Linked DNA regions of Mus musculus: region 1 is linked to region 2. A link is a loop called in an ENCODE intact Hi-C map of the cell type or tissue named here. Cell type or tissue: heart. All regions are shown on one strand. Each heading gives the region's core, and the rest is flanking DNA. Links, peaks and the distances in the headings are about the cores only.

The links. A loop is a pair of places that touch in the nucleus more often than their neighbours do. Peaks named below come from ENCODE experiments on the same cell type or tissue, not always from the same donor. Only the 100,000 strongest peaks of a DNase experiment are listed, where the experiment ranks them.
Region 1: a loop joins it to region 2, with 4 times the contacts of the local background. A loop is called at or near these places in 5 of 42 quality-filtered maps.

What each region holds. Positions count from the first base shown.
Region 1 is chr11:61,341,203-61,345,190 of GRCm38, forward strand. Slc47a2 (solute carrier family 47, member 2) reads right to left here and starts at 1,658. Exons shown (of 17, transcript NM_001033542.2): 1 at 1,415-1,658; 2 at 1,237-1,338. The coding sequence starts at 1,576. Slc47a1 (solute carrier family 47, member 1) reads right to left here. Exons shown (of 17, transcript NM_026183.5): 17 at 2,198-3,326. The coding sequence ends at 3,100. In heart, for the core only: a CTCF peak has its summit at 2,050; no DNase peak of the experiment used is centred there; H3K4me3 peaks cover 1,401 bases; H3K27ac peaks cover 467 bases; H3K27me3 peaks cover 1,799 bases.
Region 2 is chr11:61,229,167-61,233,154 of GRCm38, forward strand. It overlaps a transcript of Aldh3a2 not described here. Among named protein-coding and RNA genes, the nearest start is that of Aldh3a1, 22 kb to the left of the region's middle. In heart, for the core only: a CTCF peak has its summit at 2,385; a DNase peak (open chromatin) is centred at 2,375; H3K27me3 peaks cover 205 bases.

The DNA.
Region 1 (3,988 bases), core at 678-3,177, 110 kb after region 2:
AATATTGAAACTTCAAGGCCAGCCTGGACTACTGAGCATGACCCTGTTTCAAAAACAAAATGTATAAAACTTAACATATCTAACCACTGGGCCACTACCTTCCCAACAATTAGTTACAAGGTAACATTCACTAAAAGCAACATATCTCCTTGACTCATTTATGAAGGGCTGACAGTGGCTCTCACTGTCCTGCCCTTATCTGCAGAAAGCCCTGTCTGTAGAACACACTGGTGCTCCCACGGACCACCGCCAAGCCTCCTGTCTCACTGTGGGTCGCATTTATTCCTGTTGTTTTTACATCGAAACTCTAGAGACATAACAGGAAAAGGAAAGGAAATTGCCAGACAACAACAACAGAGAAAGAGGAGAGAGAGAGAGAGAGAGAGAGAGAGAGAGAGAGAGAGAGAGAGAGAGAAAACTATAATTCTGACAGTACAGTTATAGATCCATACATAAACTGAGACACACACACACAGAGAGAGAGAGAGAGAGAAAACTAAAACTATAATTCTGACAGTACAGTTATAGATCCATACATAAACTGAGACACACACACACACAGAGAGAGAGAGAGAGAGAGAGAGAGAGAGAGAGAGAGAGAGAGAGAGAGAGCGAGCGCCAGGTCTCTCTCCTCCATTATACTGAAAGAGAAACTGCGGACCTCCACTATTGCACAGGGCATTCCAACATCCTAGCGGGCAGAAGGGACACTTTCGGAAATAGGGGAGGACCCAGTCGCCATCACCTCCCTTGGAGGAAGAGTTTCTCTCCTGTCTGAAAGTGAGGATCAAATGCAAGCGAGCTGCTTTCCACTACCTTGCTAGCAGATGGAGAGAGGCTTCTAAGGACGCGGGATTGCAAGCCATGAGGAAGAAAGACACTTTACATGCAATCTTAATGAACCGTGTAACTAATAGCTTTGGTGGTTTGGTTTCAGAAGTGGGGACACAAAGTTCATTTAGGGTAGCTGTGCACCATGTGGTCTGCTTGGGACACTCCTTTCATGTCCCCCCAGGACGCAGTGCCTGGGGGTTGGGAGGGGGTGAAGCGGGGATTTACTCTGAACTCGCTCTCTTCCCAAATCTGAAGATCATAGTAGCACGGTGGGTCAGACCCAGACCCTGCAGTTCTAATTCGGATTCTTGGCACTGAGGCCATTTCCAGCGCTATACAAATAAAAACACATTAAAGCTTTCCGGCTTTACCACATCATCAGCTGAAACAGTTAGCACCTACGGAAACAGCGAGTGTCACGGCGTCCAACTCGACTTTGCCCAGGTGTCCGCAGAAGATGGAACTGACGATGCTGATGAGAAAGATCATCAGCTGCGCCAGGAACTGCAAGGAGCAGAGAGGCGGTCACTCTCGGGCCGCCTGAGGTCGCCCCGCGCCCGCAGCTCGGGGTCCAACTCACCACCGGGCCCGCGAGCGCCACTAGCGCGGCCGCCTCCCGTCTCACGTCGGGGGACAGCGCTCCTCGAAGGCCCAGCAGGATCCTCAGACTGCGCCCCCGTGGGACGCGGACCAGCTCCGGGGGCTGGATGGTGGCTCCCAGGCTGTCCTCGGCCGGCTCCATGGCACAGGCTCAGATAGTGGCGCGATCCACACGTGGAGCCGTGAGTCGAGTAGCCACTGCGAAGTGCAGGGAGCCGGGCGGGAACCGCCCCACGCGCCACCCCGCCCCGGGCGCCGCGTCCAAATCCAACCGTCGCCGAGCGCAGCGCGCGGCACAAGCCTCGGCCTGGGTGCTTATAGACACAACAAGAATTAAGCTGAGGGATGGTTTAGGTGGTCCCATCCAAACGCCACTGTGTAGCTGCTGGTGTAGCTCAATGAGGAATGCCTGCCTGTAGCAGACTCCAACCCCAGCCCCAACCACCAAAAGAAAAAATAAATTGAGCCGTTTTACACTCATAGTGACTGACGTTTCTAATTGTGTTCATTTTCTGTACTTTGGAAGTTTGCTGAATTATCCGTGTGTACTTAATCAACCCTTCAGAGGCTGGAAGAATTGGGCTTCGACTTTGTTCAAGCTTTGTCCAATGGCCACCACCAGGGGGATTGTCACTCTGGGTCTTCATCGCTTTACAGCTCCAGAGACCTCCCGTTGCCTGCACCCCTCTCCCAGGGGAATCTGAGCTTCCTCTGATGATTTATAAACGCTGTTTGCTCACGGAATAATAATCTACAGCCCAGAGACATATCATAAAATGTATTTAATAGAAGTCACACAGCAAGAATATAGAAGCAGTTCAGATATAGTTTTGTAGCATAGAAAACAATAGGCAGAAGAAATAGGAATTCCAGCCCGGAATGAAGACAGTAGACAGCAGTGCATGTTTGACAGTGGCAGATGAATTAATACTCCCCCATAGTCTCCCCCACATTGCACTATATGGTGTTTACCTTATTTATTAGAGAAACAAAATTTTTGAATTCTCAGTTCATAATTCCCATGGGCACAGTTGAATTCTGTTAACTATAATGACTGGCTCTGAATTGTCTCTATGTTCAAAACTGCACGTGGGCCCAGACTTAAACAGTGATTCACTTTCCAGGGGCTCAACTTTAACATTGATGCAAAAGTGACACGCATTCAGAAGAGACTGTTTTTGAACGGGGAGCTTTTCCTGGGTTCACAATGTGTGACACTATCCTTTGGAAACATGGGGACAGTGGCAGTGAGCTAGAGTCTCCAGGTGACTCCCTGCAATCCCAGGGGTGCAAAATCAACATTCCGGTTGGTACAATGTTTCGAATACTGGTATTTGGTAGGTAAGTATATTGCAGGCATTGTCCACTCCAGAGCATCTCCTCTGCCTCTGTCTCATCTATGTCTCTTTGTCTTTCTGTTTATATCTCTTGGGGGGGTGTCTCCCTCTCTCTGTCTCTCTCAAACACACACCCAAAGAGAGACACATACAGAGAGAGAGAGAGAGAGAGAGAGAGAGAACTTATGTTAGAGGGCCCAGAACATGCTGAACATATTGCTGTCTGCAGTATCCCCAGCCCTGATGTTTCAATGTGGGGTGGATTTGTTCAGCATTAACTTCACAGACTGAGGAGCACCCAAGTTGCTGGATTGATGGCATTCCCACATTATTCAATTCTGATATAGACTCTCACTAAAATCCCACCCACCAAGACTAAGACTACCCCTAGGAGCAGGAGTCCTCTCCGTAAGGCCAACTGTTTCCCAGACAGTTTATTGCTGTCCTTTGGACGGATAGGCAAAGCTTGTTGCTGGTTCATCGGCTGGTCCAACTGAGTCTCGTCTTTTTTTTCAAGATCCGTCATCATAATTTCTCCATGGCTCTCAGGACACACTGTGGGGAAAAGGGGTCTTAGTGAGTAGCTTGAAAGGATTCTTACTTTCATATGTACAGATGGTGGTGGTTATTATTTGTGATTGTTGCTAGGAGAAAGTTAATTCAAGAAAAAAGTTGTTATAAGAAAGAGAGAAAGAAAAGAAAGAAGAAGAAGAAAGAAAGAAAGAAAGAGGAAGACAGACAGACAGACAGACAGAAAGAAGGAAAGAAAGAAAGAAAGAAAGAAAGAAAGAAAGAAAGAAAGAAAGGAAGGAAGGAAGAAAGGAAGAAAGGAAGAAAGACATACAGATAAGAAGATAGGAAGGAAGGAAGCAAGCAAGCAAGCATCTTAGGGCGATGCTGCAGGGGAAGGTCTGCTTTCCCTTTAAATGACCATTAATGTTCCTTCAAGTCGTTTTTATTTGTTTCAGATAAGGCACTGTAGAGAAAAACATAACAAATCCATCAAAATTGCCAAGTCACACCGACCCACTCCTCCACCTGACTTGCAATGAGCTCTGCCCTCTGAAATCTCTTTACACTGACATGGTCTGTCCAGAAGTTCCCGTCCACCATTAGGTTCATACAAGACAAGACTTGTACATGCTCAGAAGTGTCCTCTGCTTGACCTAAGTCTATCCCATAGGACCTTGCTAGGTCTCTCCCATACAAATAGGCAG
Region 2 (3,988 bases), core at 987-3,486:
TCCTCAGAAAATTGGACATAGTACTACCGGAGGATCCCGCAATACCTCTCCTGGGCATATATCCAGAAGATGTTCCAACTGGTAAGAAGGACACATGCTCCACTATGTTCATAGCAGCCTTATTTATAATAGCCAGAAGCTGGAAAGAACCCAGATGTCCCTCAACAGAGGAATGGATACAGAAAATGTGGTACATTTACACAATGGAGTACTACTCAGCTATTAAAAAGAATGAATTTATGAAATTCCTAGGCAAATGGATAGACCTGGAGGGCATCATCCTGAGTGAGGTAACCCAATCACAAAAGAACTCACATGATATGTACTCACTGATAAGTGGATATTAGCCCAGAAACTTAGAACACCCAAGATACAAGATACAATTTGCAAAACACATGAAACTCAAGAAGAACGAAGACCAAAGTGTGGACACTTTGCACCTTCTTAGAATTGGGAATAAAACACCCATGGAAGGAGTTACAGAGACAAAGTTTGGAGCTGAGACAAAAGGATGGACCATCTAGAGACAGCCATATCCGGGGATCCATTCCATAATCAGCTTCCAAACCCTGACACCATTGCATACACTAGCAAGATTTTGCTGAAAGGACCCTGATATACCTGTGTCTTGTGAGGCTATGCCGGGGCCTAGCAAACACAGAAGTGGATGCTCACAGTCAGCTATTGGATGGATCACAGGGCCCCCAATGGAGGAGCTAGAGAAAGTACCCAAGGAGCTAAAGGGATCTGCAACCCTATAGGTGGAACAACAATATGAACTAACCAGTACCCCCAGAGCTCATGTATCTAGCTGCATATGTATCAGAAGATGGCCTAGTTGGCCATCAGTGGAAAGAGAGGCCCATTGGTCTTGCAAACTTTATATGCCTCAGTACAGGGGAACGCCAGGGCCAAGATGTGGGAATGGGTGGGTAGGGAAGTGGGGGGGAGGGTATGGGGGACTTTTGGGATAGCATTGGAAATGTAAATGAAGAAAATACCTAATTAAAAAAAAAAGAAAAAAGAAAAAAATCTTACTTCAAATTTAGCTCAAAAATTGTGGTAGTGATTTTATTCTCCCTTGATGGGATTAACAGATAAAATCATAAATGCGGCCGTGGAGCCAGAAGGCCATGTCTGGTGGCAACAATCACAGTGACAATAAGACCTCTTCCCTTCCCTCTTGCAGAGTGGTTTTAGTTGTTAGATTTACTATGTTGTGGTTATTTTGTTGCCTTTGAGACAAGCTCGTCTGTATCCCAAGCTGGCTTCAAACTCACTTTGTAGCCAAGGGTGGCCTTGAGCTTCAGCTCCTCTCCTGTCTCCCAGTGGCTAGACTCACGGGGATGGATGTACTGCCAGACCAAGTGGGGAAACCCCCACTCAATTCCTGATCCGGGGTGCACCCAAGAATCACGAACAGAACAGATCGCCTTGATGTAATTACATGAGGTCATTTAATTACGGAGCTTCCGGACTGACATGCATCCCACACAGGAGATAACAGATGTCGGCCACAAGGCTCGAAAGCTAGGGGTTTTTATGGGGTAAGGGGCTTAGGGGTATGGAATTCAGCATAGCAACACACTATTGGCTTATTCAAACATCAGCAGAAAAATTACATGTACGTGCAGGGTGTCAGAGTTCTGTGAGTTGTTGACTCAGTTTAGATAGCCCTGCTATGTCTTCACATTCCCCTTTATCTTTAAGGTTAAGCTGTTCCCGGGAATGTTTTAACTAAGGGGCATACCCGGGTTTGTTTTTCTTTTTTCTCAGCCCCAGGCAGCCTCTAGGCTCACAAACAACCAGCAATTTCTGAGTAGTTTATATGACTTACAGATCTTGAAATTTCATCTTTCTTTCAGTACCACCAGGCCTTATTGATGCAGTGCTGGGGACTGAACCTCGGCTTCTGCTTCCATGTAAGCACTCTGCCAACTGAGATTTATTATTTAGTGCACAGGTTGGAGACCATCTCTGGTGAAGGGAAAGAAAGGGAACCACCCAGGTCTCCTGCGTACAAACACCCCTGGAGCATTTTTTTTTTTTTTTTGGAATTGGGCGTGGCACGATGGGAAGGGTGTGATGTCTCTTTATCTCTTGTTTTGCTTATCTCTTCATCTCCTCTGGAACTGTGTCTTTGGATTCTGCTGTCCACTCCTTCACTGCTCCAGTGGATCCAGGACCCAACCCTCCTTACTGTCTGGCTTCCTCCCTCCCTTACCCCCTCTTAATTATTCTCCCTGATCCCAGACTGAGACTGGTTAAATAATGCGTTGTTCTGAGCCTTCCATGTGCATCTGGTCGAGCAGGCATCTGGCTGGGTGACCTAAAGTGGGTGGGGAAAAAAAGCACCATGCAACAGCAGCATGCTGCTCCCTCTATAACCAGCAGGGGCAGACAGAGGACAATTTTTATGGGGAAAGTGATCATAAAAAGGTCCCGCTTATTAGCCGATTTTGAGGAAATGAGGTATGCACCAGCTCCAGAAGGACGCCGGCATCCGAGCCCACAGCCAGTAGCTTACGGAAACGTCCTCTTGCTAGGCTGCCTTGTTCATAGACCACGTACACATCATTTGATTACTTTTTAATTATATAAGATAAGAGGTCTCATTGGGGGATGTTGATTTGTTTTGTGTTGTGTTGTTTTACAAACTAAACATCACTCTAGATTTCAACTCCCTAACCACAAAGCTGTCTCTTGGGCTCTGCCTTCTGGCTCCTGCATCTGGAAGCCACCAAGCTTGAGTTTTTAATATCCTGTTCAGAAACGTGCGGGTTCTGGTGAAGTTCCTTTTCAAAGGAGGGGCAGGAGGACCTGCTCTCCTGCCCAGCTTCAGGCTGGTCAACCTCTGAGCTCCTTTATCTAGAAGGTGGTTGGGACTCTTGTGTGGATGTGTACCTAGTACTTCCTGTCTTATGAGGACTTCGTGACACTCCCCTGAATTCTTATGGGAAATCTGATCTGGTAATTTCCTTATGGTGTACTATTGGAAGCAGAGTCTCTTGATTAACGGCTTTTGAAATTCAATGTCAAACTGTAGTGACTCTTACCCAGCAGCAAAAGTTCACTAGCACTGAGAGTAAAAATATTTTTATTGCAGGTTTTCTGTCCCACCCTTTCCCATTTAGCTCCCAAATAAGAGACACAGAAAATAATTTCTAATACCAAGCTACAATCCTAGACTGGGCAGGTTCTGAGCTATTCTAACTTACACCCCAAGCAAGGTCCTGTGTTAACTGCTTGCTCTGTTTGATATGTGTTCTCCTAGCCATTCATTCATGGTCCATCCTGCGTCATGGGGACCTTCTTCGCAACTCTCTCTCCTTCTCTTACCTTGTGGTCTCTCTCGAGACCTGTCACTTGATCCTAAGTTCTGCCTTCCTGTCCTCTCTGCCCAGTCATAGGGTCCAGCCTTTTATTAAGCAATCAGGGACAGGCTAACACTGTGCCCCAAGACCAGGCTGCAGTCTGAACAGGGCCACAGAACCCAGCTTCTGAATTCATAGCACACAAGACTTAACCCCGACAAGTGTCAGTTTCTATTATTTTTGTCTGTTTGTTTACTCTTACTACAATTTTCCCAATGGTAAAGAAATTGCTCTGACATGCATTTTCCTTATTGCTTATAAAACCAAGTTGTTTTTATGTGTTGATGGTTCTCTGGTTTCCTCTTGTTAATAGTTTCTATTCCTCACTTATTTTAGTACCTTAAATTTTCCCCATCATTATAACCCTCATTTAATAATGAAATTCTTTTCTACCTACATTGAAAACATTTTCCAGTTTACAATTTTGCTTTTAATTTTATTTCACATTAAAATGACCTTTGTTTTGTCTCAAACCAAGAGACACCAGCACATCTGGGCTCATACATACTCAGCCTTCTACTCACACCAACCAATTGTAACACCCAGTAGCTGTGGGTGGGACAGCAGGAAGTGATCGTGGCAGGACCCTTCTATGAAATGTCTGTCCCTCCTGC